Regions from separate parts of the Homo sapiens genome. Here region 2 is linked to region 1. Evidence: chromatin loops called from intact Hi-C (ENCODE). Cell type or tissue: Caco-2. All regions are shown on one strand. Each heading gives the region's core, and the rest is flanking DNA. Links, peaks and the distances in the headings are about the cores only.

The links. Hi-C counts contacts between places; a loop is a spot of excess contacts. Peaks named below come from ENCODE experiments on the same cell type or tissue, not always from the same donor. Only the 100,000 strongest peaks of a DNase experiment are listed, where the experiment ranks them.
Region 2: it touches region 1 in a loop (2.4-fold over the local background); 2 of 110 quality-filtered maps call a loop at or near these places.

The regions. Positions count from the first base shown.
Region 1 is chr4:68,576,472-68,593,720 of GRCh38, forward strand. No RefSeq gene overlaps it. Among named protein-coding and RNA genes, the nearest start is that of UGT2B17, 8.8 kb to the left of the region's middle. RefSeq lists a silencer at 8,511-8,613. In Caco-2, for the core only: no CTCF peak of the experiment used is centred there; no DNase peak of the experiment used is centred there.
Region 2 is chr4:68,863,488-68,880,736 of GRCh38, forward strand. It overlaps the pseudogene LOC101930041. Among named protein-coding and RNA genes, the nearest start is that of UGT2B10, 56 kb to the left of the region's middle. In Caco-2, for the core only: no CTCF peak of the experiment used is centred there; DNase peaks (open chromatin) are centred at 7,454, 7,844 and 8,415.

The sequences.
Region 1 (17,249 bases), core at 5,311-13,310:
TCACAATGTTCTTCTATACATGTCTGGAATCTATGAATAACATTGGTTTCTAAGTTATGAGTTGAGTTTTAACTACTAAGTTTAGGCCAGGCAGGCCCAGGCATAGTTTCAGTCCTGGCGTTTGGGCTGCCTGTCTTTGGTTTTACTTCCTTGTTGTTTTTTCTTAAACATGTACTGAGTGAAAAACAATATAAAATAATATGAGAAGGTCTTTCTCTTCCTTCACATGCACATTGGTCACTGATCTCGCCTACTGTTAGGCTTCCCTGGGAGCCCAGTTAACAGGGGAAAATCTGCATGACCTCTCTTGGTTTCTCCTGTCCCAAAATCCAACACTGATCCAAGAAGGCTCCAGTATGTGCCAGGCACTCCCTGATCATCTGGTCTTAGGGGGACGCCTCTAAGCCATTTGATTCCGTTCCAGGAACCAAAAAGGCAGAGGTGATAATAGCTCCTTTTATTGTCTTCCTCCAGCTGTCCAGGACAGTCTTCTTTTTCCCTGTTCTCCAGAGCCTACCCTTTGATATGGAAAACTCCCCATCCTCCATTCCAAAAAACAGCCCTCCAGACTGCCTCATAAAAAATCTGCAAACCTTAGGCCTCAGGCAAGATACCCACCCTAAGCGCCTTGTCTTTTTTATACAATAAAACCTGGCCGCAGTATGAATTAGATAACGGGTCCAAATGGCCAGCAAATGAAACACTTGACTTTACAATTTTAACTGGTTAAAGCAATTATTGCCGATGACTGGAAAAATGGGGAGAAATTCCTTGTTCCAGGCCTTTTTGCACTCAGATCACAACCTGACTTCTGCAATTCTTGCTTACCTGTTCAAATCCTTCATTCTCACCGCCCTCATAACCTTTCTCCTCCTGACCCTACCTCTTTTTCCTTGTTGGATCCAGCAGACTGCTGTCCACCCCTCCCAGCCCCTACCCCCACGTCTCAACCATCTTCTATAACTCCCCAAGCTTTCTCATTGTCTTCGCAGTCACCATCTTCCCAGCCACCATCTTCCCAGCCGGCATCACCTCCAAAAGTACCCACTTCTTTTTCTACACCGTCCTCTCCTCAGGAAAACTCTAGCATTGCCTGTACTCAGTCTCCTTCCTCACTGCCCTCTCCTGAAGCCTGTAAACCCATCAAGCCACCTTACACCCCTATGTATCCTCCACTGCCTGTCAACTCAACCCGCCTTCCCCCTTCAAACCCTCAGCAGGAACCCCTTCTGGCTTCTTTCTTCTCTCCTGTCCATACCAGCTTGGGCACCATCTTTGGCCCACGCTGCACCCATACTTCAGTGCGGGTGCTAGAATGCCCCCTTCAGGAAGTAGCAGGAACTGAAGGTATTGTTAGAGTTCATGTTCCCTTCTCCTTCACTGATCTCTCAAACTAACAAGACTCAGTTCATTTCCAGAAGACCCTACCTCTTATATTAGGGAGTTTCAGTACCTTACCCAGTCTTATGCACTAACCTGGTATGACCTCTACTTATCCTGTCTTCCACCCTCACCTTCTACTTATCCTCTCTTCCACCCTCACCCCAGAAGACAGGGACCATATTTGGACCCTGGTTCAGGAGCATGCTAATACAATTCATCATCAAGCTCCTGCCCAGCCTACTGGCACGGAGGCAGTCCCCAACCAGGAGCCCCACCAGGATTATCAAGACAGGGCCTCTGGACACTGCCATCAAGACCACATGATTGTGTATCTCCTTGCAGGACTCAAAAAGGGTGCCCATAAAGTGGTAAACTATAAAAACCTTTCAGAAATCACCCAAGGTCCTGACAGAAACCCAGCCTTTTTTCTCTCTTGTTTAACTGAAGCCATGAGAAAATATACCAACCTAGACCCAGCCAACCCAGAAGGAATCACTATTTTAAACCTTTGGTTCCTCATCCAATCTACCCCTGATATTTGGTGCAAGATTCAGAAGCTTGACAATGGCCCTGAAACCCCACAATGACACCTTCTTAATTTAGTCTTCAAAGTCTTTAACAGTTATAACGAGGAAAGTAAAAGAAAAAAAAAAAAGACAGAGTTTCAAATGCTTGCCTCCACCATCACGGGCCCTGCAGGCCCACAGGCTGCAGCTCCACACAGATGCCTCCTAGCAATCCACCTCCCCCTGGCACCTGTTTCAAGTGTGGCAATGAAGGCCACTGGTCCAGGCAATGCCCAAACCCAGGTAAGCCCACCAGGCTGTGCCCTCTCTGCGGAGGACCCCACTGGAAGTCAGACTGTGAGGTGCCCCAGCAAGGACCGCCCCCATCCCTGCCCCAGCCGGCCAAAACCTCCTACTAGGATCTCATCAGCCTTGCCGCTGAAGACTGACAGTGCCCTGGAACAGATGCCCCAGCAACTACCATTGCTTCATCTGAGCCAAGGATAACCTTGATGTTGGCAGATAGGCCAGTATTTTTTTTTTAATTAATATTGGGGCAACCTACTCTGCTTTACCTAAATTTTCAGGACCCACCCAGTCCTCCCAAGTCTCTGTTGTGGGAATCAATGGACAAGTCTCCAAACCCCAAGACCCCCCTCCACTTTTCTGCTCCCTGCACACCTTTTCCTTCAGTCACTCTTTCTTAGTCCTGCCTTCATGCCCAGCTCTGCTCCTAGGCAGAGATATTCTTTCAAAACTCCACACTACTCTCCACTTCCACATTCCCCATAGTACCCAACACATCAACCCAGACCCCTCCAAGGCTTCTAACAGGCTTCTAACTTTCTTCTACTCCTCCGACCTCCCACCCTGAAGCATGCAACTTTTCCTTATCCCGCACCTGTAGTTAACCCCACTGTTTGGGATACTTCCACACCCTCGGTCACAGAGCACCACACCCCCATCCACATCACCCTTAAAGAGCCCACCCCGTTCCTATCACAGAAGCAGTATCTCATCCCCCAAGCAGCTCTCATAGGCCTAAAGCCTATCATTTCTCTCCTCCTCACCAGTCACCTACTCTGCCCAACAAACTCTCCTTTTAACACATCAGTTCTACCTGTTAAAAAGCCAGATGGAACTTATCACTTAGTCCAGGACCTCAGGCTCATTAACCAAGCTGTACTCCCAGTGTGTCCAGTAGTTTCTAACCCATATACTTTACTTTCCTCACTTCCCTCGAATACCACCCATTTTTCTGTTCTAAACCTAAATGATGCTTTTTCACAATTCCTTTACACCCTGATTCCCAAAATCTCTTTGCCTTTACCTGGGAGAACCCCGACACCCACCTTTCAGGTCAGCTCACCTCGTGTGTACTACCTCAAGGTTTTAGAGACAGCCCCCACCTTTTTGGACAGGCCCTTGCTAGTAACTTCTGTACTTTATCCCTAAAATCATCCTCTCTTCTTTAATATGTTAATAATCTGCTCCTGTGTAGCCCCTCTCAAAGAGACTGCAACACCCATACATACTATCTCTCTTTTAAACCTCTTGGCAGAACAGGGGTATCAGGTCTCCCCTAAGAAAGCCCAAATATGCACCCCCCAGTCACCTATCTAGGCCTAGCTCTCACTCCTGAACGCAAGGGCTCACAACAGACCACATATTCCCTCCTTCAGTCCCTCCCGCCTCCACAAACTAAGCAAGAAATTCTCTCTTTTCCAGGATTAGCGGGATATTTTAGGCTCTGGGTTTCCTCCTTCGCTTTACTTGCCAAAAAATTATACGAAGCTGTTAAAGTCCCTCTCTATGAGCCTTTAAAACCTGCACAGCCTATTACCCAACCTTTCCATCTACTCCAAAAGTCTCTCATCTCAGCCCCCATCCTCACTCTCCCAGACTTCACCAAACCTTTCTCCCTTTATACTGATGAATGGCGTGGAGTTGCACTAGGTGTTCTAACCCAGTCTAAGGGGCCCACCCGGCCAGGTTGTTGCCTACCTCCCTAAAGAGCTTGAGACCACAGTTCTTGGATGGCCTGCCTGCCCCTGAGCATTGGTGGCAGCTGCTCTCCTCACTCTTAAAAGCCTAATACTATCTCTTCATGCCAACCTAACAGTTTATTCAACCCATAACATCAAAGACATGTTAGCTCACCGCAGTGTACTAAGTCTTTTCTCTGCCCCACGGCTCCTCCAGCTGTATGCTCTATTCATAGAAACTCCCCACATCACCATGCTAACCACCTCCCATCTAAACCTGTCCATGCTCTTACCTGAAGCTACAACTGCCCAAGACTCTACACTCTTCTGTGTGAATACTGTTCAAACCTTTCTTATACCTTTTCCATACCTAACAGACCAATCCCTTCCAGATGCCTCCTTTATTTGGTTTGTACATGGCAGCTCCTTCCTACATCAAGGACACTGACATGGGGGCTATGCTATAGTGTCACCCCCCAACACTATTGAAGCCAATCCGCTCCTCTTAGGCACCACCTCCCAAAAAGCTGAATTCAATGCCCTCACTCCAGCTCTCACTCTAGCATCCGGAAAACAGATCAATTTATTCAAATTCTCATTATGCGCTCCACGTAGTGCACTCACACTCATCCATCTGGAAAGAACGGGGTTTCCTAACTGCAAACAATACTCCTGTCATAAGACAAGTCTTCTAGTCCTTGTCTGTACTTTCTCTGGGTAGGTAGAAGAATTCCCAACAACTTCAGAAGGTGCAACTGTCATCGCACAAACTCATCATGCATACCTGCAATTCCCCGTTTTGGACTCCCAACATCCATCCAGTCTGATAACAGTCCTGCCTTCATCAGCCAAATTACCCGAGGCATCTCTACATCCTTAAGAATAAAGTAAGCTCTCCACACACCCTACAGGCCTCAATCTTCAGGCGAAGTTAGAAAAATTAACTCTGTCTTTAAAGCCCAACTCACCAAGCTGGCTGTAGAAACCCAACAGTCGTGGACAAAAAAAATCTCCCTTTCGCCCTCATAAGACTTTGCACAACACCAAAAGCACACTCTTTTTATAGTCCCTTTGAAATCATGTATGACCAAAATTTTGTCTTGGGGCCTCCACCCTTACCAGACTCTGAGCCACTCAGAAATTACCACCCCTCCTTAATCCAGACATGGTCTTTCATTTGTGAAGCAGCAAATGAGCCATGCCTCTCCCTGTCGACACCTCCTGGTCCTCTCAACATAACTGACTTGCAGGCACAGACATGTTTCCAGACAATACAGATGGTGCTCCTGCTACAGCGACATGGTGGATACCAACCTGTCTCTCAAGAATACCCCAAAAATTAAGTTTTTTTTTTCCAAGGTGCCCACTCCAATCCCTGTGTCATGCCTGAAGTAGTTACTGAGAAAGTCACCCCTTTTCCCTTTATTCTATAACCAAATAAACAGGAAGATTCTCCCTGGGGCCTGAAAGCTTGAAGGGATGAGTAACTCCTCCTCTCAGGCCCAGTTCCAAGATGCAAAGCCATTTGTGTCAACAGCTTGCATCAGAAAGATAGCAGAAGCAGGAAGAGAGCCAACTGGAAGACACCTACCCTGGCTGGAAGACACATACCCCTGAAGATCAAGAAAGAGACCGTCTGGGTACTACATAGCAGTCACATCAGACTGGGACACTTACTGTTTACAGAGGACTACAAAACCCCTGTCCCATCCTCACTTGGGGCTGACGCCCCTTTAGGCCCTAGCCCACCTGCACCCAGGTGCTCATTAAAACAGCATGTTGCTCCACACCACCTCGTGGTTTCTGTTGGCATGCTCTCAGGGTTTGAACCGATACAAGAACATTACAGGGGTAAAACTCCACAGTAAGAGGGACTTCTCTAGCTGAACTTTGTAACAATTTGAACAGGCAAGAAGCCTCATGGCCAGAAATTGGGGGAGGGCATGAATCTAGCTTGCAGACTTCACAGGCAGGGGAAGAACTAAAGCCCTTTTCTTTGCAGCTGGGAGGTGGAAAATCTCAGGCAAATATTCAAGTCCAACTCTCCCTCCTCCTTGAAAAAGACTCGGGACTATTGCAGGGGCCACGGTGGAAGTGGGAGTGGCCCTTCAGTGTGCATGGGAGGTGGGTTAGAACTGAGACTGCTGGCTTTCCCACACTTCCCTGACGACCTCATGACTCAGCAGAGGCAGCCAAAATCCACCTAGGTACACAACTCCAGTGACCTGAGAATCTCACCTCCATCCCCAGCAGTAGCCAAAGCAAGGCCCTCCCAAGGAAGGTCTGAGCTCAAACACGCCTGGACCTGGCCCACCTGGTGGTCCTTCCCTACCCCCCTGGTAGCAGAAGACAGAGGACCTACAATCTTGGGAGTTGTAGGGCCGTGACCACCACCAGTCCCTCTCCACAATACTACAGCTGATGCTTTCTGGAAAGTACCACCTCCTGGCAGAAGGCCAATCAGCAGAAAATAGAGCATTAAGCCACCAAAGCTAAGGACCCCCACAGAGTCCTTTGCACCCTCCACCTGAACAGGCACTGGTATCCACAGCTGAGAGATCCATAGATATTTCATATCACAGGACTCTGCAGACAACCCCCAGTACCAGCCTGGAGCTGGATAGACTTGCTGGGTGGCTAGACCCAGAAGAGAGACAACAATCACTGTAATTTGGCTCACAGGAAGCCACATCCACAAAAAAAGGGGAGAGTACCACAACAAGGGAACACCCCATAGGACAAAAAAATCTGAACAACAGTCTTCAGCCCTAGACCTTCCCTCTGACAGAGCCTACACAAATGAGAAGGAACCAGAAAACCAACCTGGGAATATGATAAAACAAAGCTCGTTAATACCCCCCCCAAAAATCACACTAGTTCACCAGTAACAGACCTAAACCAAGAAGTCCCTGATTTACCTGAAAAAGAATTCAGGAGGTTAGTTATGAAGCTAATCAGGGAGGGAACAGAGAAAGGCAAAGCCCAATGCAAGGAAATCCAAAACATAATACAAGAAGTGAGGAGAGAAATATTCAATGAAATAGATAGCTGAAAGACAAAACAATAAAAAATTCAGGAAACTTTGGACACACTTTTAGAAATGCAAAATGCTCAGGAAAGTCTCAGCAATATAATAGAACAGATAGATGAAAGAAATTCAGAGTTCAAAGACAAGGTCTTCAATTAACTTGTTCCAATAAAGAAAAAGAAAAAAGAAAAAGAAAATATGAACAAAGTCTCCAAGAAGTCTAAGATTACGTTAAATAACCAAATCTAACAGTAATCGGTATTCCTGAGGAAGAAGACAATTCGAAAAGTTTGGAAACATATTTGGGAGAATAATTGAGGAAAACTTCCCCAGTCTTGCTAGAGACCTATACAAGAAGCACAAAGAACACCTGGGAAATTCATCACAAAAAGATCTTCACCTAGGCACATTTTCATCAGGTTATTCAAAGTTAAGATGAAGGAAAGAAGCTGGGCATATTGGCTCACGCCTGTAATCCCAGACCTGATCAGGTGGTCGGAGGTGGGTGGACAACCTGAAGTCAGGAGTTCGAGACCAGCCTGACCAACATGGAGAAACCCTGTCTCTACTAAAAATACAAAACTTTGCTGGGTGCGGTGGCACATGCCTCTAATCCCAGCTACTCGGGAGGCTGAGGCAGGAGAATCACTTGAACCCAAGAGGTAGAGGTTGTGGTGAGATCATGCCATTGCACTCTAACCTGGGCAACAAGAGTGAAACTCCATCTCAAAATAAAAAAAAAAAAAAGATGAAGGAAAGAATCTTAAGAGTTGTGAGAGAGAAGCACCAGGTAACCTACAAAGGACAACCTATTTGATTAACAGCAGATTTCTCAGCAGAAACCCTATAAGCTAGAAAGGATTAGGGCCCTATCTTCAGCCTCTTCAAACAAACAATTATCAGCCAAGAATTTTGTATCCAGTGAAACTAAGCATCATATATGAAGGGAAGATAGCCGTTTTCAGACAAACAAATGCTGACAGAATTCGCCATTACCAAGCTACCACTACAAGAACTGTTAAAGGAACTCTAAATCTTGAAACAAATTCTGGAAACACATCAAAACAGAATATCTTTAAAACATAAATCACACAGGACCCAAAAGATCATTCAAGGCTGCTATGAACACCTTTATGCACATAAACTAGAAACTTAGAAGAGATGGATAAATTTCTGGAAAAATACAAGCCTCCTAACTTGAATCAGGAAGAATTAAATACACTGAACATACCAATAAGAAGCAGCAAGGTTGAAATGGTAATTTAAAAATTACCAACAACAAAAAGTCCAGGACCAGACAGATTCACAGCAGAATTCTACCAGACATTCAAAGAAGAATTGGCACCAATCCTTTTGACATTATTCCACAAGACAGAGAAAAGAGGAACCCTCCCTAATTCATTCTATGAAGCCAGCATCTCCCTAAAACCAAAACCAAAAAAGGACACAACCAAAAAAGGAAACTACAGACCTATATCCTTAATGAACATAGATGCTAAAATCCTTAACATGATACTAGCTAACCGAATCCAACAACATATCAAAAAGATAATCCACCGTGATAACGTGAGTTTTACACCAGGGATGCAGGGATGGTTTAACATACACAAGTCAATATATGTGATACATCACATAAACAGAATTAAAAACAAACATCACATGATCATCTCAATAGATGCAGAAAAAGTGTTTGACAAAATCCAGCATCATTTTATGATTAAAACTCTCAGCAAAACTGACATACAGGGGAATACCTTAATATAATAAAAGCCATCTATGACAAACCCACAGCCAACGTAATACTGAATGGGAAAAAGTTGAAAGCGTTCCCTCTGAGAAAGGGAAGAAGACAAGGATGCCCACTCTCACCACTCCTCTTCAACATAGTACTAGAAATCCTAGCCAGAGCAATCAGAAAAGAGAAAGAAATAAAGGACATCCAAATCAGTAAAGAAGAAGTCAAACTGTCCCTGTTTGCTAACAATATCATTGTTTACCTTGAAAATCCTAAGGACTCCTCCAGAAAGCACCTAGAACTGGTAAAGGAATTCCACAAAGTGTCCAGATGCAAGATTAATGTACACAAATGAGTAGATCTTCTATACACCAAAGGCAACCAAGCAGAGAATCAAATCAAGAACTCAACCCCTTTTACAATAGCTGCAAAAAAGTAAAGTAGAGTAAAATACTTAGGAATATACCTAACAAAGGAGTCAAAAGACCTGTCTACAAGGAAAACTACAAATCACTGCTGAAAGAAATCATAGATGACACAAACAGATGGAAAAACATCCCATGCTCATGGATGGGTAGAATCAATATTGTGAAAATGATCATACTGCCAAAAGCAATCTACAAATTCAATGCAATCTCCATCAAAATACCACGATCATTCTTCACAGAGTTAGAATAAACAATTCTAAAATTCATATGGAACCAAAAAAGGGCCCACACAGCCAAAGCAAGACTAAGCAAAAAGAACAAATCTGGAGCCATCACACTACTTGATTTCAAACTGTACTCTAGGGCCATAGTCACCAAAACAGAGTGGTACTGGTATAAAAACAGGCACATAGATGAATGGAACAGAATAGAGAACCCCAAAACAACACAAATACTTACAGCCAACTGATCTTTGATGAAGTAAACGGAAACATAAAGTGGGGAAAGGACACCCTTTTCAACAAATGGTACTGGGATAATTGGCTAGCCACATGTAGGAGAATGAAACTGGATCCTTATCTCTCACCTTATACAACAATCACCTCAAAATGGATTAAAGACTTAAACCTAAGACCTGAAACTGTAACTCTAGAAGGTAACATTGGGAAAACCCTTCTAGACGTTGGCTTAGGCAAGGATTTCATGACCAAAAACCCAAAAGAAAAGCAGTAAAACCAAAGCTAAATAGCTGGGATCTAATTAAACTAACTTTTGCACAGCAAAAGGAGCAGGCAGCAGAGTAAACAGACAACCCACAGAGTGGGAGAAAATCTTCTCAATCTATACATCTGACAAAGTACTAATATCCAGGATCTACAACGAATTCAAACAAATCAGTAAGAAAAAAAAAACCCCAATAAAAAGTGGGCTAAGGACATGAATAGACAATTCTCAAAATAAGTATACAAATGACCAAGAAACATATGAAAAAAGTGCTCGACATCGCTAATGATCAGGCACATGCAAATCAAAACCACAATGCAATACTACCTTACTCCTTCAAGAATGGCCATAGTAAAAAAATCAAAATACAGTAGATGTTGGCATGGATGCAGTGATCAGGGAACACTTCTACACTGCTGGTGAGAGTGTAAACTAGTACAGCCACTATGGAAAACAGTGTGACGATTCCTTAAAGAACTAAAAGAACTACCATTTGATCTGGCAATCCCACTTCTGGGTATTTACCCAGAGGAAAAGAAGTCATTATTCAAAAAAGATACTTGCACATGCATGTTTATAGTAGCACAATTCACAACTACAAAATTATGGAACCAACCCAAATGTCCATCAGTCAATGAGTGGATAAAGAAACTGGTATATCCATATGATGGAATATTACTCAGCCATAAAAATTAATGAATTAGTAGCATTTGCAATGATCTGAATGAGATTGGAGATTATTATTTTAAGTGAAGTAACTCAGGAGTGGAAAACCAAACATCATCTGTTCTCAATGATAATGTGGGAGCTAAGCTATGAGGACACAAAGGCATAAGAATGTTACAATGGATTTTAGGGACTTGAGCAGAAGAGTGTGAGGAAGCAAGGGATAAACGACAACATATGTGGTACAGTATGTACTGCTTGGGTGATGGGTGCACCAGGATTTCACAAATCACCACTAAAGAACTTATGTAACCAAATACCGCCTGCACGCCAAAAACCTATGGAAAAATAAAAAAAATTTAAAAAATGAAATCATACAATGTATGGTCTTTAGTGAGTGGCTTCTTGTGCTTAGCATAATGTATTAAAGGTTCACCCATGGAAGAGTGTATATAAGGACTTCATTTCTTTCTATTGTCAAATAGTACTCCAAAGTGCATATATACTCATTTTATTTGTTCATTTATCAGTTGGTAGACATAGATTTTTTCCATTTTTGATGATTATGAATAATATTGATTAACATTTATGTACAAGTTTTCTGTGGACATATTTTTATTTCTCTTGGGTGTATATCTAGAAGTGGAATTACTGGATTACATGGTAAATGTATATGTAACCTTTTGAGGAATTGCTAACTGTTTTTCACAGTGGCAGAATTATTTTCCATTCTCACCACCAATGCATGATGGCTTTAATGTCTCCATAACCTTGTCAATGGTTGTTATCCTATGTTTTTTGATTACAGCCAGTGTGAGTGAAGTGATATCTCATTATGATTTATATTTCCTTCATATCTAACAATATTGAGCATTCTTATGTGCTAATTTCCCATTATATATTTTCTTAGAAAAATTTCTATTTTGATACTTTGCCCATTTTGATTATTTGTCCTCCTTTTATGGACTTATGCATTTAATAAATTTTTGACATAAGTCCCTTGTCACATATATGATATCCAAGTATATTATCTTATTTTTTTGGTTGTCTTTTTACTTTCTTAATGATGTCCATTGAAACACAAAAATATTAATTTTGATGAAATCCTATGAATCAACTTGAATTGGGTCACTTTTATTTTTAGTGTCATATCTACTAAACTATCCCCAAATGCAAAATCATGGACATTAGCAACCATGTTTCATTATTAGAGTTTTACAGTTCTATTGCTTACATTTAGCTTTTAACTTATTTTGAGTTAATTTTTGTAAGTGGTTTGAGGTAGGGGGCCAACCTCTATTATTTCGTATATGGATAATCAGTTTTCTCAATTACATTTGTTGAATAATCTATTCTTTGACTCATTAAATTGGGCACTTTGGTCAAAAACCATAAATGCGTGAGTATATTCCTAGATTCCAAAATCTATTACACTGATTTGTATGCCTACCTTATGTCTGTATCACACTCTCTTGATTATTGTATATTGGTATTTGTCTTTAAAAGCAGAAAGTGTAAGCCTTCCAACTTTGTTTTTTATTTTAAATTGTTTCAGCTATTTTTTTTTCTTCTAGCTTTTTTTTTTTTTTTTTTTTTTTTTTAAGGCAGGGGTCTCACTACATTTCCCAGGCTGAACTAGAAGTCCTGGGCTCCAGCAATCAATGAATTTCAGCCACCTGAGTAGCTGGGGCTACAGGTGCATGCCACTACATCTAAATTGTTTCAGTTATTACTGTCTCCTACATATCTACATACATTTTAGAATCAGCTAGTCAATTTATGCAAGAAGTTATCTGGGATTTTAATAGGGATTGAATTGAATCTGCATAACAATTTGGGGAGCAGAGTATGGGCATTGTCACAATATTAGGTGTTTCAATACATGAGTATAAGATGCCTTTTCATTTATTTAGATATCATTTAATTTATTTCCATAATGTTTTGTAGATTTCACAGGGCAAGTTTTACTCTCCTTTTGTTAAATTTATTGATGGCCAGGCGTGGTGACTCACACCTGTAATCCCAGCACTTTGGGAGGCCTAGGTGGGCAGATCACAAGGTCAGGGGTTCGAGATCAGCCCGACCTACATGGTGAAACCCCGTCTCTACTAAAAATACAAAAATTAGCCAGGTGTGGTGGTGCATGCCTGTAACCCCAGCTACTCAGGAGGCCAAGGCAGGAGAATTGCTTGAACCCAGGAGGTGAAGGTTGCAGTGAGCCGAGATCATGCCACTGCACTCCAGCCTGGGCTACAGAGTGAGACTCCATCTCAAAAAAAAAAAAAAAAAAAAGAGAAAAAAATTATTCACGAACTGTATTTTTGTGCTATTTTAATTGTGATTGTTTTAATCGTTATTTTAGCCTAAATTTTTATTGCAATTAGGGAGAAATAACTTTTTTTTTATTGATCCTATATCCTAAAACCTTGCTTTATTGGTTTACTGCTCTAATATTTTTCTAGCGGATTTGTAAATGTTTACTATTATAACATTATGACAAAAGCCAATAAAGATAGCTTAACTTGTTTATTTCTAGTATGGAGTCTTTTATTCTTTCATTTTTTAAACCAATTTATCTTATCTAGAACCTCTAATACAGTGTTGAATGGAAGTGAGAAAAGCCAATTTAGTCTTTCTCCATTAAGTGCGGTGTCAGTGTGTGTTTTATTTATAGATACTATTTGTCAGTTTAAGGATGTTTCTGAAAGGTATTGCATTAATCACATGATTTTTTCTGCCTTTATTAAAATGATTATGCAGTTATTGTCCTTATTCTAATGATATTACATATTCACCAGTTTTTTGAGATGTTAAAGTTAGTTTGCATTTCTGGCATAAAATTCCCTTCTGGTTAAAGTTAGTTTGCATTTCTGGCATAAAATTCCCTTCTGTATGTCCAAAGCTTTTTGCACATGCTAGGGTTCTGTTTGCTAGTGTGAAAGAAAAATAAAGAATCAAGATCCTAAAGTCACTATGCCAAAGGGAAAAAAGTTTAGCTTGGGAACTGAGTCACACAAACTGTCAGAGGCATTCTAACCAGAGTGATTCCACCTTGAATAAGTCAGACAAGGTCAAACCTGCCAGGTTACATTCCCAGGGGATTGAGCACTCTTGGTTACAAGATACTCATGGTTGAGGGAATGAGTTAATGATGATAATTAACTAAATAAAGACCCAGAACTTATGAAAATGTCCCAATAGTTTGAAAACAAAAACTTCTTAATTTAAGAATTAGTTTTCCTTTAAAAAACTAGCCCACTTGTAAAATCTTGCTGAAATCAATAATACATAGGAAAATAACAATATTAATAGCCTGTCACAAGCTGATCACAAACCTTTGTAATAAAGTACAGTATTCTTAACAACCTATATAAGCAAGCACTAAGTTTAAGGTAGGGGTATTTCTCTTCTTGCTTTCTGAGGATGCCCTATTCTGTAATAGAGTAGTCTCTAACAAACTGTTAATTTTACTGTACTCTGCGACTCACCTTGCATTCTTTCCCACATGAGATCCACAAACCCACCCTTAACGTCTGGGACAAGACCACTTTTCCAGTAATATTTTCCTCTGGTGACTCTGCTGGGACCTAAATGAGGTGAGATTCCAACCCAAAGGAAATAGACTATGCAACACCAATTGGCTGATTTGGGTAAGTGGTGGAACATATTTTTATACTCGAACAGAGACACTGTTCAAAATCGGTTTAGAGGCCCAACTTAGGACAGTTAGAGGCCCTTCTGACAGATAAGAGGTTTAGAGGCCTTTCCGAAAGCTAAGGGGGTTAGAAGCCCTTCACAACAAGAAATGGGTTCAATGCTACAAAATGTTAATTACTACTCCCTTTCAATTAGCCCTCCCTGTGCTCTCTGTCATTCACTAAAGACTGTCTGCTGTCTGCCAATTTTCTGACTGCTGACTATACTTACTGTTTCTTTGCAGAGACCTTGCTTGATGGTCCTGAGATTTTTAACTTTCACGTTCCTCATTTGTCTTTGGATTAGTGGCCCTTTACTTGTGTGCTTCGGCATGTTGCTAAAAGACATTAGAGATGAATGGCTCTGCAAGATTTACTTTCCCTATATCTAGCCCATTCGAATGAATTATTTATTGTCTCATCTCTCAAAAGATTAATTGAAATTTGGTACTTACAAGTTTTGGTCCAGTGTGCACGATTTAGCCCAGTAGCAATTATGCCAATCTCCCATGGGTGAACAGCTCCCAGAAGGAGAACTGGAGATTTCTTTTTGGAAATTCTTTTTCATCCCCTCACTAATCAACTGACCTTTATTTCTTGATTATGAACAGCATGATCATGTAAGTTTTACCCTACTTACCATTACTATCCTTAACCTGGACATTCCTCTCTGGATGCATATCATTTCCCTTACTTAGTGTGACATTTCTTTGGTCAGGCCCTCTATTGTAGATTCTCTAGTTCAGGTGACTCAGCTCATTTATATTATGCGACTAACAAGAATGCCAGAATTAAGTCAACTACTGAATCATTTTCCCTTGCTTGTTTAGCTCTGAAAGCTCCTTTATCCTTTTTAGTGAAGCTTGCCCTGTGGCAGCACTACCTTGTTCACAAGGATCTCTACCTTCACCTGCTCTGCTCCTGTGTAATACAGCTTTGATCCTGAAGAGTTCTGAGTTCTCCACTAGGATGTCTAGTAGAGCATTGGAACAAATTTCAATTAGGTGAGCTTAAGAAAAATAAATTGACATTTTTATGTAATACTGTTTGGCCTCATTATGATTTGGAATATCAAGATAAATGGCCACCTAATGGAACCACAGCCTTTAATATTATACATCAACTTGATTTGTTTTGCAAGTGGGAGAGAAAATGAGGTAAAATACCATATGTTCAAGCATTTTTATTGCTTAGTCAGGATGAAACTTTACAGCAAGCGTGTGCATGTTTAATGAAAGGAAGGAAAGAAAAGGAATTAGATATACTAGATGACCCTTTAATGCAAGTCCCCTGAGTCCAATGGGTGCCTTTGGGTGGAACAGTACCTCCCTGTGTCAGCTCTAATGCTTCAGGTGCATCTCCCTCTGTCTCTTCTAGCCCTTCTAGTAGTCCTGTTTAGACACTTTCATTCCCTTCTCCTTACCCGTCTAGTCTAATTTTATACCTACCTCATTCTGAGAGGCCCAGTCCTATTCTGTAACTGTCACTCCCTGAGGAGGCCAGCCTTGCTAGTACTACCCAGAGTGGAGCCTCTTCTCAGTCTCCAAAGGAAAATCTTTGTTGGCTTAGAGAAGTGGCAAATGGGGAAGAGCGCACTATAAGGTCCCTTTCCCCATGTTTTTTTTTTGGTCTTATGTAAAGGTTATTTCTCTGAAGACCCAGGAAAATGTATAGATAAATTTGAGAAGCTAATGCTGACTTATAATTTGACCTGGTAGGATTTTCATATTTTGTTATCCACATGTTGTACAGTGGAAGAAAAACAATGAATTTTGGGATTAGCTAGAATACATTCAGACAAAGTACTAGCCTGCAATCCTAATGATATCTATAGAACAAGGGGTATTTCAGTGCCTGATTAAGATCTAGGATTGAACTATCAAAGAAATAGGAGGGCTTACAGAAGAGAGATCATATGATTACTTGGTTATTAAAAGAGAGGAGAGATGTGTGAAAAAGTCTCTTAATTATTATAAGGTGAAAGAAATTACTCAAGGTAAAGATGAGAATCCAGCATTATTTCAGGGAAATTTGGTTGAGGCAATTAGAAAATATACTAAAATTGATCCCATTTCAATGGAAGGACAAACCTTACTGGGGCTGTATTTTATAACCCAGTCTGCCACTGATGTCTGTCAGAAACTACAAAAAGCAGCCTGGGTCTGCAGACATCTATGAATCAACTTTTCAGTATGGCATTTATGGTTCTTAATAACAGATACATGGCAGAGGAAGTGAAAAACTTAAGAGAGCCTCCTAAAAGGCACAGTTTTTAGCTGCAGCATTAAGCTTACCAACCACGTGAGATCATCCTTACACTTCTTAGCCATGGCAAAGGAAGCTGGAAGGCAGAAAGCCACAAGCTGGGGTTCTAAGCACTGCACCTTGGGTGTAAATCAATGTGCTCACTGTCATAAAATTGGCTATTGAAAGAGGGAACACCCAGCACTCCAAAGTGAGTCTTTGGCCCCTGAACAAATGATGGCAGTTCAAGAGTGACAGGGCCCTAGAGCTTCTGTCACAGCTCCCATTGGACAATTAGCCATATCTCCAGAGGAGCTTCGGGTAATCATTGATGTGACAGGTAACAATATTAATTTCCTTTTGGACATGGGTGCTTCTTACTCTGTTTTGACTCATCATAATGGGCCATTATCATCCCAAGACTCTGTGGTCATGGGGATAAACGGACGAGCTCATAGACTCCATTTTCCCTATCCTCCAAGCTGCTCTTCAGGGACTCTTGTTTTTTCGCATGCTTTTCTTATAATGCCTGAATGTCCTACTCCATTTTCAGGAAGAGATTTATGAACTCAGCTGCAAACTCTGGTTTTCTTCAGAGATCACAAGGCAGATGATTGATTGCTTTTACTTGTCTCCCATGATAAGGGAAGAAAAATTAATAGGAGACACTCTCATAATATCTTGCTATCTTTACTTATACCCTCTTTGCAGAAAGTTGAAATTTAAAAAGGGAAAAGTAACTAGGCATTCACTAGAATTAGGTTAACTAAAAATTTCTCTGCAGAGCTCCTTACTAGGCATAGGAACTACAGCAAGCATCCTGAAGGAGTCTCATTAGAGTGTCTTTTAGACAATT
Region 2 (17,249 bases), core at 3,173-11,172, 280 kb after region 1:
ATCTATATGTATGTCATTAGTTTTACATATTAATTTCTGTTAGATATATAATTGGGAGAAGAGTTGCTGAGATAAATGTGCATGTATAATTACAATATTTTGTTGACTGAATTTTTTAAAAATGTATTTTTAATTTCCAAAGTTTAGAGAATTTTTTAGTTATCATTCTTTGTATGATTTCTAATTTATTTCTAGTATAGCTAGACCACATACTTTTTATGATTTTGAATCTCAACAAACTAATTGAGTTTTGAGTTTTTGCCCAGCATATGATCAGTTCAGGTCACTATTTCCTATACTTTTAAAAAATGTTTATTTCCAGTATACACACATGCACACACACACTATATGTATATGTCTACACATAGAATATAGAATATTTGAAAATATTTGAAAGTATAGAATATTTGAAAATCATTCCAGTGAGTAGTGATCACAGAGAAAGGTCAGGGCAGGACATTACAGAAGAAAGTTAGTTTGAAACAGGGGAACTTAGTTTTAAATAAACAATTATGAGTTTGAATGATAATTTATTGGCAAATAATTCTTCACTCAAGTTTTAAAAGACAGTCACAAGATCAAGCCTTTCTTTAGCAAGAAATTCTTGCATCTCAACATAGAGTGGTATGTAAAGGTAAGAGTTTAAAAGCAGGGAAAATGATAAAATTGTATATTAGTTACTGAGACATGCCAACCTAATGGAATGAAACACAAATTGTTAATAGTAACTGCAAGAAATTAATTTAAAATTTGTATTTACTGATAATATCTGAGGTAGGAAAAAATGTACAGGAGAAAAGACATGGTTGTGGTTTCTGTCTTAATAAGCAGAAGGCTGATAATGACATTAGGTAAAATGAGTTTTAAAAAGCTCATCTAGCAAACGCATAAAGAGCTGATCACTCGGTGTTTTGAGCCCTCATGGAGGTGATAGATGTCTGGAGAGAGAAACTAATGAGAGAAGAAAGAATAAGTAACCAGTTAGGCAGATAGTTAGGACAGGTTCTTGGTAGAAGTCCTCCCCAAAAAATGACAATGTGGAAGAAATCAAGCTGCAAGCACAGATAAGGAAGCAAAGTCCAAAGCCCTTGTCTTCTGTGCAACCAGTGAGCTCCGCCTACACACGGTGGCCTTTGGTGAGCACATTCCTTTTCTTTCTGGACACACTCAGGTAAAGGAACTTGCACAGGGTGCTTGCCTAAGACAGACCTGTAGCTGTATAGATAAGGAAACTTACACAGAACCAGACACGTCTGCAGTGACACATACGCAATAAGCAAAATAAAACAATATGCAGTAACTCAGGCTAAGGACCTGCATGCACACTAGAGAGAAGAGGTGGAGCTAACAAGAATTTGTATGTATGCAAATAAGACATCCAGTCCTAACCTGTTTTTCGTGCCTTATGTGAATGAAACACTCTGCCCTATTAGCTTTTTTTTTTTTTTTTTTTTTTTTTTTTTATAAAAGTCTTTGGATTCAACTGTGAAATGAATGACAACCCTCTCAAGAACTCCTGGTAATACCTCAAACAACAAGACTGCTCCAGTGACCCTAGGCTGCTTCGGTGTAAAAAGTAAAGTAGAGATTCCTCTTCAAAGACTTCCCCTCCATCTAATTAAGAATAAGTAGTAACTTCTCTTACAAGCAAAATTTATTCAAAGACCTGTGCTAACATTCTTAAATATCTGCTAACCATAATAAAGAAATCAATGTATTTTATGTTCTCAGCTCCCACAATTTAGTGTAAATATTTGCCCTGGCATGCTTACACTGGTCTAAGCAAGCATTAGGTCATAGCCTGTTCCTCTTCCTTATTTGAAGGTGTTTTTACCTTTCTCAGTATACCACAAGTTACTTCTGCCTTCCTTTGTTCTCCTCTGCCTTTGCCTCTTTTAAAAAGTTCTAAGTTGCTAGCCAATCAGGACAAATACACAATGTGATGTCCTGTTCCTTCCAATAGAAACCCCGGACACAGCAGTAAGCTTGACATGTCAAGTTATAAATGACCGTCTCCTTTATTTGGTGTACTCTCATGGCAAAACTGCTGATGTGTGCACCCTTTCTGCATAAAGTAAAAAAAAAAATTGGCCTCGCTGAAGAAATTAAATTTATGTTCCAGTGCTATTTCTTTACGGCACTGAAGAACAAGGATTTTAAAGATTCACTAACACATGTAACAAGGCAGAAACAACTCAACGTTAAAACATGTGGAGTCTCACTTACAATCAGCACACATTGATGCACCACACAAAAAAGCCTAGGCTACAGCTCGGTTCCTCCTTTTAAGAAAAGAAGTGTGAAAGAATTTAAGAATGAGGAAAGACAATGAGAAAAACTGCTTTGGAACAATTTTTTGGTTTCATGGGTCTTCCATTTGAAAGCATTTGTGTAAAATGGAGAAGTGTGAGGGCATTCCACGTCTAATGGTTTAGGAACACCCCCTAGTGCTGTGTTGCCATGGAGCTTTCAGAAGATGTGGTTGTTTAAAAGTGCGTAGCAGCTTCCCCCACCTTCCTCCTGCTCCAATCAGGTAGGTCATGTTGACTTCCCTTCACTTTCTCATAATTATAAATTTCCTGAGGCCTCCTCAGACAGGGTACCTATACAGCCTAGGGAACTGTGAGTAATTTAAACCTCTTTTCGTCATAAATTACCCAGTCTCCGGTAGTTCTTTACAGCAATATGAGAACAAATGTGAAAACAAAGTAATACAGAAGATGTGAGAACAATGTGACAGCAAACTAATACAGAAAACTAGAGAGGTGGGGCATTACTGTAAAGATACCTGAAGATGTGGAAGCAACTTTGGAACTGGGTAATGGGCAGAGGTTGGAATAGTTTGGAGGGCTCCTAAAAAGACAGGAAGATGAGAAAAAGACAGGCAGATCCACAGGGCCAGAGCTTCCCAAAGCCTTGAGAGCCCTCCTATTGCCCTGGTATGCCCTGGATGTGAGACATAGAGTCAAAGGAAATTATTTTGGATCTTTGAGATTGAATGAGTGCCCTGCTGGGTTTTGGACTTGCCTGGGGCCTTTGTTCTGGCCATTTTTTTTCTTTTAAAATGGGAACATTCACTCAGTTGCTGTATCCCCACTGTATCTTGGAAGTAACTCACTTGTTTTTTATTCTCCAAGCTCATAAGTGGAAGGGACTTGCCTTGTCCCAGATGAAATTTAGGATTTGGACATTTTGGGTAATTCTGGGATGTGCTAAGACTTTGGAGGACTGTGGAGAAGGCATGATTTTGTTTTAAAATGTGAGAAGGACATGAGATTTGGGAGGTTTGGCTCTATGTTCCCACCCAAATCTCATTTTAAAATGTGATGTGTTTCAGCTGTGTCAGCATCCAAATGTCATCTTGAATTATAGTTCCCATAATCCCCATGTGTTTTGGGAGGGACCAGGTGGGAGGTAATTTAATCATGGCACTGGTTATTCCCATGCTTCTGTTCTCATGATAGTGAGTGAGGTCTCATGAGATCTGATGGTTTTATAAGGGGCTTTTCCCCCTTTTGCTCAAAGGACACGTTTGCTTCCCCTTCTGCCATGATGGTAAGTTTCTTGAGGCCAGCCCAGCCATGCTGAACTGTGAGTCCATTGAACCTTGTTTTCTGTATAATTTACCCAGTCTTGGGTATGTCTTTATTAGCAGTGTGAGAATGAACTGTTACAAATTGTTATCTTCAGTGCTAGAGGTGGAGGCTGGTAGGAGGTGATCGAATCGTGATGGTGGTTTCTAATGTTTTAGCACCATCCTCCTAGTGTTATCTTGTGATACAGCTCTCATGAGATCTGGTTGTTTAAATGTGTGTGTCACCACCCCCAGCCTTCATGCTGCTCCAGCCATGTAGAATATGTTGGCTTCCACTTTACCATCTGGCATGATTGTAAGTTTTCTTAGGCCTCCTCAGTCATGCTACCTATACACCCTGTGGAATGTGAGTCAATTAAACCTCTTTTCTTCATAAATTACACAGTCTCAGGTAGTTCTTTTTAACAATGTGAGAATGGAGTATCAGACTTTCTAGTGCTCCAAATAGTTACATATTATGTTCTGTTTTGCACATTTTAAACTGATGGCCAAATTACGTTAAGTAAAAATTTAGACCCAAAGGCTGACATGTACTAGAAAATTTCTATGTTCTCTATTTTTCTATTTTTTTCCCCTACTTGCTTTAAGTCTACTGTTAGTTTTCTACTGATAAAAAAAAATCACTTTTTGGCTAGGACCATTGTTTTGGTGTTTTTTTCTTTTTATTATTATTATTATTACTTGTAAACCAGTGAGTTTGTATCAATATCTCATGTCTGGAGTTCTAAAGTAAAAGCTCTAGAATCTTTGTTATGAGTGTGTATGTGTCTGTTTATCTGCACATACGTGTATTTTTTGTGTGTTATAGCTACAAGGAACCAAATTAAATTAAAGTTAAGGAGACCTCATAAATTAAGGAAATAATAAGCCTAATGGCTTTTCAAGTCCATGTGACTTAAGTAAAATTTTTAATGAATAAGCTAGCTTTAAAATTATTGGTAAAGTAATACTAGAGATGTCTTAAGAATTGTCAGCATATTTCTTTCCACTTATTGATCAAGTGGTTTCATACTTATTCCTGCCAAATATTTTTTTTTCCTGCCAAATATTGTAAGGTGCCAAAATTTGGCCTAAGGTTTGTAATACTATGAACCCAGCCCAAAACAGAATGATCTTTGCTTGTGTAATTTTTAGTAAAGAAGACATTTAATATTATTGGTTTAGTGAAAGCAACTAAATCCTGAGTTATTGGTAAAATACCCATGTATTTAACCTTAAGTTTCTTAGTTAGGTAAATTCCTGAAATTCATAGGGTATAAAAATGTTTAACAGCAACAAAAAAATAATTAAATGATGACTGTCACAGTTTTTATAAATAATCTAAGTAAACTATTAAATAAATGTATTACGTGACTATACTAAAATGAATGTCATATAATTTGGAATCTAAAATTATATTAAATAATAGATATATGTTAAATGTATGGGTACTTTTCAATTTCAAAAATTATAAGGAAACTTTAAAAAATGGTTTTTTATTAAAAGACAATTATTTTTGTAGTTCAAAGTTTATTTAAACATTATTTATAATACAAGGCAAAAGACACTAGGGAATAAGAGAGATTTAAAGAAACATAAATATAAATAGGTACCTTTGGTAAGAAAGATTACAAGAAAACAAATCTTGTACGAAAAAATAAAATAACAGGTTAAGAAGATGTATGTTTAAGACAAACCCCAAAGCCGAAGTATGTTATGAAGAATCTGTTAAGTCATAGTAAGTTTAGTAAAATGAAATTTATTTAAAAAAATGTATAAAACATATGATTAAGTAGGCTATAATTAAAATGAGATTATAATAGTCTTCCTGGTAATTGGATATTAATATTAAAATTAGACAAATACAAAACTAATGAATTGGTTATAAAAATTTGTATTAAAATATTGAGTTATTCAATGCAAGAATCTTTCAGTTTTTAAACTGTATAATCAGTGTAATAGAAATTTAGTTTCTGCTGAACCCTGCTGCTTCAGCTCTTTCTCTGTTTTGAGAAGGCCTTGGATGGTAACTCTCTCCTTAAACTTTTGTTAAATTCTGTAACATTTCTTTTTATTATTAGTCTAAAGCAAAGGAGACAGTTTTTGAAAACAGGCAAATGAAAAACATTTTTCAATCTGCCTGCTGAAACCAGCTCAGTCGTGGAGACACTAACCCAGTGGTGCTAGAGGAATTAAAGATACAAACACAGAAATATAGCGTGTGGAGTGGGAAGTCAAGGGTCTTACAGCCTTCAAAGCTGAGAGCTTCGAACAGAGATTTACCCACACATTTATTGACAGCAAGCCAGTGATAAGATTTACTAAAAGTATTCCTTATGGCAAATAAAGGGATGGGCCGAAATAAAGGGATGGGCTCTGGCTAGTTATCTGCAGCAGGAACATGTCCTTAAGGCACAGATCGCTCATGCTATTGTGTGTGGTTTAAGAATGCCTTAAGCGGTTTTCTGCGCTGGGTGGGCCAGGTGTTCCTTGCCCTCACTCCGGTAAACCGCAAACCTCCCAGCATGAGTGTCATGGCCATCAAGAGCATGTCACAGTGCTGCAGAGACTGTTTCTGGCCAGTTTTAGGACTAGTTTATGGCCAGATTTTGGGGCCTGTTCCCAACATTTGCCTTTGTATGTCTGTTATGTCTATATATTACTTGTGTCATGTGGAAGTGATATTTCAATATCAAAATATATGAAAGAGCTCTAACCAACTGACTTAAAGAAAAGTTAATTGCTTATCACACTAATAAAAGCTAGCTTGGATACCTTTGAGTTCACATGACTATAGCAATATTTGGTAACATTAATTTGGAAAATTTAATCTCAAATTTCTCTCCAATAGTTTAAAATCTGAGTCATGTTATGTTAAATTAAGTAATCCTCAGTATGGTCACTGAGAATTTAGGTTACAAAGAGTTAAAATAGTTGTAGAATAAAAAGTTTTTTTGGGTGAGGTTTATAAAAACAGAAGGATGTGATTTTTGCTATTGAAAATGTAATTTTTTTTCTTTATGTTTTATTATACTTTAAGTTCTAGGGTACATGTGCACAATGTGCAGGCTCATTACGTAAGTATACATGTGCCATGCTGGCCCACTGCACCCATCAACCCATCATTTACATTAGGTATTTCTCCCAATACTATCCCTTCCCCCTCCCCCTACCCCACGACAGGCCCCAGTGTGTGATGTTCCCCACCCTGTGACCAAGTGTTCTCGAGGCTGAGTCAACTTAAAATTTATATATATACATATATATATATATATATGTATATATACACATATATATGTGTGTGTATATATATATGTGTATGTGTGTGTATATATGTGTATGTGTGTGTATATATATGATATATATGATATATATGATATATGATATATATGATATATATGATATATATGATATATGATATATATGATATATATGATATATATGATATATATGATATATATGATGTATATGATATATATGATGTATATATGATATATATATCATATATATATATGACCAGATGGATAAAGAGAAAAGTGAAAACTCAGGAAATAAGAAACTTTTGACTCTCAGGTGGCTACATGGTCTCCCATCTTCAAAAGCTGCAGCTGGGCTGCATTCAGTTACCAAAGGTAAAAGTTACCAGTGGAATTTAGAGATGGATGATAGACATACTCCCAGGGAGTTAGTTCAGTGAATGCATAACAAAATGGAAACTAATAAGAAAACTACAAAATGTTAATTCCCTTGGTTATTGCTATCTGTAATCGCTAAAATGAAAGTAAAAGAGTGCGGAGTTTTGCCTTAAGGCTTGACCAAATTTACATGTGGACTCTCAGCTCAGGCCACTAGCTTCAAAGCTAGACACACACACAGGCACACACACACACACACACACACACACACACACACACACACACATCTTAAGCCAGGGCAACAAAGTTACCTTTGAGACCTGTAGTTACCAAGAAGATAGCCAATGCACTTAAATAGAAAAAGAAGTTAACTATTAAACCCAGAGGGTATAATGTAAAGAAATTGCTCCTTTGTAGAATAATATAATCAGTTTCCTGAGAAACGTTTACTATAATGGACTGGAAAAATAGCTACTTTAAGGGCAATATTTTTTATTTTAAATGCTACAGAATGAAAAAGCAGGGGTTTATGCAGGTCCCACAGCTCACGATTAAGCAATCACTGAGGAGTATATGTGACCCAGCTTCACAAGCAGCCCAGTGGACTGAATAATTGCCACCATAAGGTTTGATTACCCTGAGAAATGGACTGCCCAACTCACCCTGTAAAATTCCAGGTGGAGTTCCCCAGATGAAGCACCTGATATGCTTCATATGCAAACCATATGGAACTGGCTTTATGATGACCAGAATATTATTCAATTAAATATACCTATTACCCTGGTCATAGTAAATGCTATGGTTTAGGGGGACCCTTCTACCTGGGCATCCCAGGTGACATTACTCCTGCAGAATCAAAGAGCTGTTTGAGAAGCCTTCCCAAATTTGCTGTCCCCCATGGATCTTACCGATGTTATTAAAACATTAGGGTAATTAAAAAATTGGGCAAGGTAAAAGGGAGTCAAAGGACTCATCTATCATGGTGGAAATCTTTAGATGATTATTAAGAAATAAAATAAAATAAAAATTGATAGGGTAAAAACAAAGGCTTTTACAATGCTATAAAAGTGGGGTGAACAAAAGGGAGCCCCTGCTGATCTTCAAACATTATAGGGACCTACACCAGTTTTTTTGTATTTGCCTTAGATTGGATTTTTTTTAAAGCAAAGTTTGTAATCTAATGGGAAAGCTGACATTGCCTGCGCAATGTTGAGGCAAGTTTAGATAAAAAATTGATAAAAGGGCTTGAGTCTCTTGGATCAACCCTCTTCTGGGAGGGTTAATTTTTTACCAGAAAGGTAAATTGGTTTGAAGATAAAGAAGAAAAGCTCCTGGGATCAGAGCATAAAATTGTAAATGTTGAGAGGATTATGAAATTTGAGATGTTTAAACAGGTTATATGTAAGGTGGTTGTGATTCCTTTACCTAAATGTTTTATGAAAATGGGTATTCTATCTGAATGGGGGAGATTTTCCTGATGTAGTTGTATAAAGTTGAAGGCATGTAAACCTGCTCTTTGAAAAATGCTATTTGGACAGCTAAGTGAGTACTAGCTAAAGTGCTGGTTGAGACAAATCCTTCACTTCATAGCCCTTTGTGGAAAGTTTATTTGGGCTTATGGCAAAAGCCTGTGAGCACTTTCAAATGACAATTACTGGGACTTTGGACTAGAGAATTTCCACTTGAGAAGTATTTACAGCTTTGCTATGGGATGTTAACTGAAACTACTTCTATGCTAGCAGAAATAATGGTGACTGAAAGAGTTCCATGATAAAATAAAAATGGTTTATACAGAATCTTGCTACCTGGGATGCAAGAAAGACATATTTATGAACAGGGAGCCTCTTTTTCTCCTTAGGATGGACTCTGACTATGCGAGGAGCTGTTATATTCTACAGTGCTTAATAAAAAGCTCTCATATTACAAGAGCTGCTTATCTTGTGAATGGCAGTTCAAAGGTGAATACATGCCTTCTTGTTTGGAAAGCTGCTGCTCCAGTTAAAGAGGAGTCAAAGAAATATTTTTCTTTTGAGTTTTTTATAGTTTAGAGCAATTGGGTAAAATTTGCTTTTGTAAGCAAATTTACCTCTCTGAGTTCTCCAAAATTTGCAAACTGTTCATGAGTCTTTTGATTGTGTGGTAATATTGTTATTGGTATAAGTTTAGTAAAAAATATATATTTTTAAAATAGGACAATTGGAGACACCAGTTATTTTACCAAGGCTTTGACTAGAATAACGTTTTTACGTAAAGTTCCAGTAAAGCTAACTTGAAAAGAGCCTATGTGGCCAAACAATTCTTGCTGAACTTTATGTGAATAATAAGGCCAAGTATAATAATCCTGAAACTTATTTTGCACACAAATTGAACTTTTTTTTAGTATGAAAAGCAACTAGAGAGAGAGACATTGTTTCAAAAGAAAAGTCACTTTTGTTTTTGAGTGCAGGTTGAATCATGACTCATTTCTTGGCTGCAATAATCTCCTAAAGAATACCAGGTTATCATTTTTCTTCATGTTTTTGTTTGGCACCCTAATGGAATAGTTTTTTTTTTTCTCCTCTGGCACCCACATTCTCTTTTGTCAAATTATTAATGTTATCAATGTCTCCCCCTAGTTTTAGTTCTGAGAAAATCAGAATCATGCTATTCCGAAGACTAGAGATGATTTGACAAAGCCTGTTAATCTCCTTCATTTGAAATCCTATTGGGATTGATTTGTTTTTTACTGCAAATGGCCTTCTGTAAAACAATACAAGTACCTTCCCTCTATGTCCAGGGACTACCACAGAAATGGTGGGACCATGAGATTGTAAGGGCCGGTTTTGAGGGATAGAATTAATTCAGACCCTCCAAGTCAAGAAGGGGAGATAAACAGCTGGAAAAACTAGGAACTTTGCTTTCTGAGCTATTATATGACACATTTTTATTTATCCCAACCATAAAGAATTTTCTGTTTCCTGTAGAACTAAAATAAAATTATTACAGAGGGAATATTATGATACCTCATGACAAAATGTCCTGGATATAATACTCACAATTATGAGATTTTATTTAGATAGATACATATTTGAAACAATTTTTTTAAGCCACATTAGATTAAATTACTAAAAGACTTCATAAAGTCTTGCAGCACAGCAAAAGCCTCTAAATTGCAAAAAAGCATTTTTAACAATGTTCATGTATTGTATAGCTAATTGGTATAGGTCAGTAACTAAAACAAAGACTACATTAGCTATGCATATAACAATTTAAGATAAGTTAGTTTTTTAACCTCAACTTTGGCTTTCTGTTTCTTGGGTTTTATATTACTTTAAAAATTTTAAGAGTTAATTATAATGCTTGTCCGTATTCATTCCTGTCTGGTCTAGTACATTTAAGTTGACTGTAAATATGTTGGCTCTAAGTCTCTTAGCCATAGGTGTCTCAACCACAGACAGTAGGAACCCAGGGCACATGCCATCCCAGCAATGCTATGGAACAAAATAAGAGTTTGCTGGCCATTGACCTTGCCTCTGGCAAACCCTGGCAAGAAGGGGAAAAATGTTAATGAAAAATAATATTCTAAGGCCCGCAATCATCTGAATGAACCCTTCCGCTCACAAAGGGCATTCCAAAGTTAACCTGAAAAGCTAGTTCAGGCCATTTTGGAAATGGGAGAAATGAGACGAGCTCCATTAGAGCCTCCTCCATTTTGGAATTCAGAAAAAGCTGACAGCATTACATCACCACAGAACAAAATACTGATAGAATACACTGTTTAAGTTTGAAAAGAAACATTTTTTTCTATTGATTCTAATGCTTTAGACAATAAGATAATTCTTTTAACCAACTGCCAATCAGAAAATCTTTGAATCTAAATATGACCTTCAGAATCTCACTTGCAGTTGCCCCACCTTTTCAGACCAAACCCATGTATCATTTACATGTATTGATTGATGTGGAACATCTCTCTAAATTGTATAAAACCAGGTTGTAGCCTGAGGACATTGGGCACATGTTCTAAACAGCTGAAGGCTGTGTTATGGGCCATTAGTCACTCATATTTGGCTCAGAATAAATCTCTTTGAATATTTTACAGAGTTTGACTCATTTCCTCACAATAATTTGACACTTGAACATGTGGGAACTCCCAGAAAACCCAGGACCCCCAAAATGTTTCCTGAACTTGAAACTAAAGTACCAGAAGGGGCCCATTGAAGGCCTTTCAAACTTTAAGCTCCTCTGATGGAACTGGTCAGTCCTCTTGAGCCCTGGATCTCCCTTTGGTTGACAGACATCAATTTTTCCTGAACTTATTTTTTTCCTAGGAAGTTGTTGTTTAGGATTCTAATTCTAGTTCTGGGGTGCATTCTGAAGAGTCTTCTCCATTGCCTTTTATCCAAAAGATAAACTCAATTGGCTTGTCTGCACATTTGCATGAAGATAGAACTGTCATTTTATAGATAAATGAGGGACTGAGCTCCTCAGCTTTGAAGAGAAAGAACATTTTGCTCCTCCCAGAAAATGAGCCCTGGATGACCAGAGGCTAAGTGGGAACATCTAGATGTTTGACTCCCATTCCCGTTATGTGCAGTGCCCCTACAGAAGATGCCCCAACATAATTAGTTTCTTCTGTGTTTAAATGTTTTTAACTGCTGAGATATTTAAAAGCTTGTAGAATCAATCTCTAAGAAGCAGACACATCATATTATTGCAATTTTTGTAGTTCAATTTACTATGGAATTTTTATGACTCTCCATCAAGTATACCTTCATGTTCATATATTTTCCTAAGTATATATGTACATATCACTTTATGTAGAAAGTCTTCCTCAAATTAAACTAGTGAAAATATTACTTGTTCACTCATGGATAGACATAGATTTATGTATCTGGATATATGGTCTAAAAATTTCAAAGAAGATCTATTTTCATAACATACCTTATTAGGAAAGTATATTCTGATATATTCTGATACATTTTCAGAAGATACTTCATTAAGAAAATATAAACAGACTAGAATTTAGCTTTTGTAGTACATGTTGAGCATCATTATTGCCTCAGACTCATATTTATCTATAAGTTTTCCCTCTTTAATAAAAAGACATTACTATAATTAAAAGTGCACGAATGCATTACTTTTTTCCTTTCTTACACTTTGTTATTTTTTCTTTCTAGTGGCATGACTATATGTTCAAAGTTTAATAAAGTAAAATATTCAGTGTATATTCCTTTTCTAGATATTAAAATGATTTGTTTTATAACCAATTGTTGATAAAAATATTTTTTATAGAAAAGAGAACTATAAAAATCTTTTTCATGTGTTAGAAATGATCATTATGCCTCTCTTCCATCCGATTGTTCAGGCACATCTCTTGTCAGACAGAAGAACTGCTCTTAAGTTGAGTTCTTTCTTCTCTGTGACTTGCTTTGCAAACCTTTTTCTGAATCCAGAGGCTGTAATGACCAATATTTAAAGGCAGGATTTGGAGATCTTTTGCCATTTATTATGCTTTCTTCAACATAGATTTTAAAAATTATTGCACAGGATATTTGGCTCTTTATTCCATCTGCAATTTATTTTTTCATATTATGATGGGAGAACAAGTAAAATGATTATATATATTTCTGATTTGTGTATCCTCAGTATTCCCGGTATTAAAGAAGTCAGAAATGTCTGGCTTAACAAAATAAGGCCAAGAAATAGTGAGATCTTGTTGCAGGAGAGAAATCATGTAACATTATAATCTAGAGAGACTGGGCTAAACCTGCGGGACCATGTCTATAATGCCTAACTAAAGGGAACTAGCCTCTTCCTTTATTTTGTGTATTATTATCCAGTTACAAAGGGTCATTACTAAAGTGAAAATAGTAACTCAAGCATATTTAAGGCCTCATGTGGAAAACATCTTTAGTCTTTCTAACCAAGGATTTTACCAGGTTGCATAGTTTTGTATAGGAAGTCAGTTACGACCACCTATAATTTTAAAGCAAAGAACATTTCCATTAAGAACTATTTTGTATTTCATGAAGGATTTGAATTTTAAACTCCCATGTAGCACAAAAGACTTGCCTAAACACCATGTTAAGAGACTTGGCCAAGTTTAGCTTAACTTATACGTGTACTAGGTCAGGAATTTGTCTTTAAAGGTCACCCTAACTTCCATGGTAGGTCTTGGCTCTAAAGAATATGATCCTGCCAAACTGCAAAACATACACTGTCTAACCCATGTTGCCTCATAATTTTCAATTATTTCCCTCTTAATTTTTATGTAATTTTTCATTTCCATGTAACCCACTAGTTCCTTGTTTTCCTCATTTTTATTCATATCAGTTTTCTCTTTAAAAGCCTCAATTACCTTTGTCTTAGTTAGAGTTCAGTTCAATTTATACAGTAGTCTCTATCTCCTACTTCAGTAGTCAGAATAAAATCTGTCTTGCCATTTTTAAGAAGGATCTTGCTCTGTTTTTCTTTGACAGGGACACATATAATACACATCATTGTGATTTGTTTATATAGAAGAGTATTCTTTACCTACGTAACAAACCTGCACATCTTGCACATGTATCTCTGAACTTACAATAAATGTTGGAAATGAAAAATAAAATAAAATAAAAATAAAAAAGAGGTTTCTAAAAATGCACAGTAGAAATGCACTATTTCTGACCTTCATAAATAAACAGCCTGAGTTTCCAGTGCATCTCATTTTTTTAGCTTAGAAATATACATGAGTAAGCATTAAAATGGAATTATTTTAGGTTTTCTGAAATTAAAATTGTATATTACTTAATATTTAGCAAAGAATAAAATATTTGAATAAATCAGGAAGGCACAAGTCTTGTGAAATATAGAGGAGAATTTTGCCACACCTTGATGAATAGTGGTGGCATTAAATGTCATGACCTTCCCTATCATGCCTGCCTGCCTTAGATATCAAACAGTGCTACCTTCTTTTTTTTCTTTCTTGTCTTAACAAACTTTTGATAATCAAACAAGGAACATATTATGAAAAAAGAGTAAAAATTGCCTCGCAGGCCAGCACAACCAGAGAGCAGTGCTGGAACCAGATGAGGTTTTTCGCAGGTGGCGGCAAGTACTTGGCTCCTCTGTGGCGCATGACAAACTTGATCCAGAAGACTTTTTGGTCCATGGGCTTCATAAGCTGATCATAATGAATGACCGATAACCATATAACATTCTCTTTACTGCTAAAGGAAAATCAAATAGACATAAACTTATGGAATATAAAATATAAATATGTGAAATTTTTGTGTAGATGTTAACAATTAGTGCCACATAAAAGTAGATGAAAAATAAAATATTTTATTTCCTGGTGGTTATAGAGATTTTGGTTTATGGGTTAGAATTTGTTGGATGCATAAGATTTCAAAATGTGAAAAGAGAATTTAAGAGAGAACAAGTATTTCCATCCTAGAAATTAAAATTAGTTAAGTCTGAAGGATAAAAAGAAATCATTTGAGGGTACAGAGGTTGAATTAGCCATTAATGAAATTGTAACGAACCTGATGTGCGTGTTTCAAAATAGTATCAAAGTCTAGAGATAGGAGACAAATCTGTGACAAGGTTCAGGTACATGTCAGGGCAAAGCTGATAAGAAGTTGACATTGATCAGGAATTAGTACTGACATTACATCAGTGAATTAGTGATTAAAAATATAAAAGTAAATGGCCTTAGTTTGAATCATGACCTGATATCTACTGATCTTTTTTTTTTAATGTATCTGTTCCTAGTTTTTTTTTTATTGTTAAATTGAATGAATAAGAATGGTACCTTACTTATTTGATTATTGTGAGTAGTAATGTAATGATTTTTAGGATACTTGGTAGAATTATTCTCATCATTAAGAGAATAAGTAGATGTTCACTATTATTACTGTTTTACTTGCATTGTGATTTTAAAATCTAAGTGGTGCTTAATATTTTACTTTGAGGCATTGTAGTTCCATTTATTTAGAGTGTTGAAATAATTATTGACTAATAAGGAATAAGGATGAATATAAGTATGAGGCTTACCAAGTCAAAATCAAAAATTGCTAAAGCATGGCACTGTAGCAATATCAATGGAGGTAACTTCTCTCTTTGATATTTAAAAAACAGAGTAAGAAGACTATGTTTTTTTAGAGGAGGGCATTAATCCTGATACATATTTTTAATACAATTGGGAAAAACTATAACCAAGAAGTTACATAATACAAATTACCAATATAATGCATGTCATTTCATATACAATGTTCATTAACTAATTAAAAATTATTTTTCAACAGAGCATTAATTAAAATTTATTCATATTACCAATATAATAGCAATAGCATAACTGAAATTAATATATGTATTGAAATAATTTTAAAATCCTCTATTTCTGGTTTCAGACATTTTGGCTATTAAATGGGAATATTCCAATTTATCTCTTTCAAGTCAATTATTTCTCAATTTTATAAATCTTCCAAATAAGCAAAAGCAACCACAACCATAAGAGCAAGAATATGGCTACACTTATAAAGTATTTTCTTTTTTCAATAATTTTTAAAGGCAAGTTTGAAAGCTTTAGTTGCTTGCAAGTTATCAGTGATGGGATCAAAATGTAAGCATAAAAATTTGGAAAGCATTAAATATAATGGGAATTAGAGATAGATTGTCATGCTGATTTACTGAAAATAAATTATTTTACAAGAGTTTTAAAAACATGGAAAAAGGGTAAGTAAAGTGAGATGATGGACATGTTTATTTACTTCATTATGGTAGTCTTTTAACTAAGTATTTGTATCCCAAAATATCACTTCACATACCTTCAATAGACAAAACAAAATTTATTTAAAGACTAATATTTGATGAGATCTCATCCTAAAAGACCCTCATAACTGTGCTGAAAATTAGTCAGTGCTGTAATAATGTTCATGCTTCTTTCCTTCAACTTTGTTCTCAGTCTTCCTTATCATCTTCCTGTTACCATCTTCAGCAATTCCTCTTATTTCACTTTTTGGCTATTTTAAAATGTATGTACTATCCTAAAATCTCTGACAAATGTTTCCACTAAAACCACCAAAAAAACAGATTGTGATACTCACAGTGGTTTATTGACAATTGTCTTTAAGCATTACCAAAAAAAAAGTACTCAGTGCTGTGTTCCTGTTTAAAGTCACTGCTGCTTCCTTGGCCTTCATGTGAGAAGTTATCAACACATGCTATGTAGTTAAAAAAATACATTCATGAAGAGTCATTAATGACTGCTTTTCATGCATTGATCAAATCTATAGTTGACATTGTTTTTGAGTCTACTCTAACAGCTTATGCCTTAGCCTTCATGTGAGCAAACTTATCAGGTTAATTTACAAACAAAGAAGGCCCACCACAGGGATCCCATGGTAGATCCTCTCATAGGTGCCATTGGCTCCACCATGAGGTATAAAAGCTTTGGTTTTTAGATGACCTAGGATTACATAAATTTTTGAATAATTATTTGTGGTGAGTCTTAGAATTAAAATGAGCAATGCTCAATATGAGGCAATGAAATGGGCAGTGTTCTCTAGATAACAAATTACTGCAACAGTAAAACTGCATTAAAATTACTTTCAGATCTCAAGAAAGAAGCACCAAGTTCTCTGGGGCAATAAGTGAAGGCTACACATTGAAGAAGTGGTATGTGACTTGAGACTTGAAGAATGAGTACAATATTGTCAAGTGGACAAATAGAAAGAGCACACTGTGGATAAAGAAAACTGCATATCCCCTACTATAGCCCCCCAAAAAGCAGGATGCATGCTAGAACATCTACTTGCTATCTGAGTTGTAAAAGTAACTCCACATTTGCATCAAAAATATTAGTATAGATGATTACAAGAATGCTATACAGGATATAAAACTAAAAACTGCTTTACAAATATTCAAATATCAAAGTTGTGATGTACATATTAGAAAGCTAGTTATTACTATATTTTATGGTGGAAGGAGCATCTGAACCTCTCTTCCTGCCTGGCTTCCTTCTGCCCGGTATGCGATGCTCTTTTAGTTTAGCAGTCCATAGATGGCTTGTGTTAGTCAGC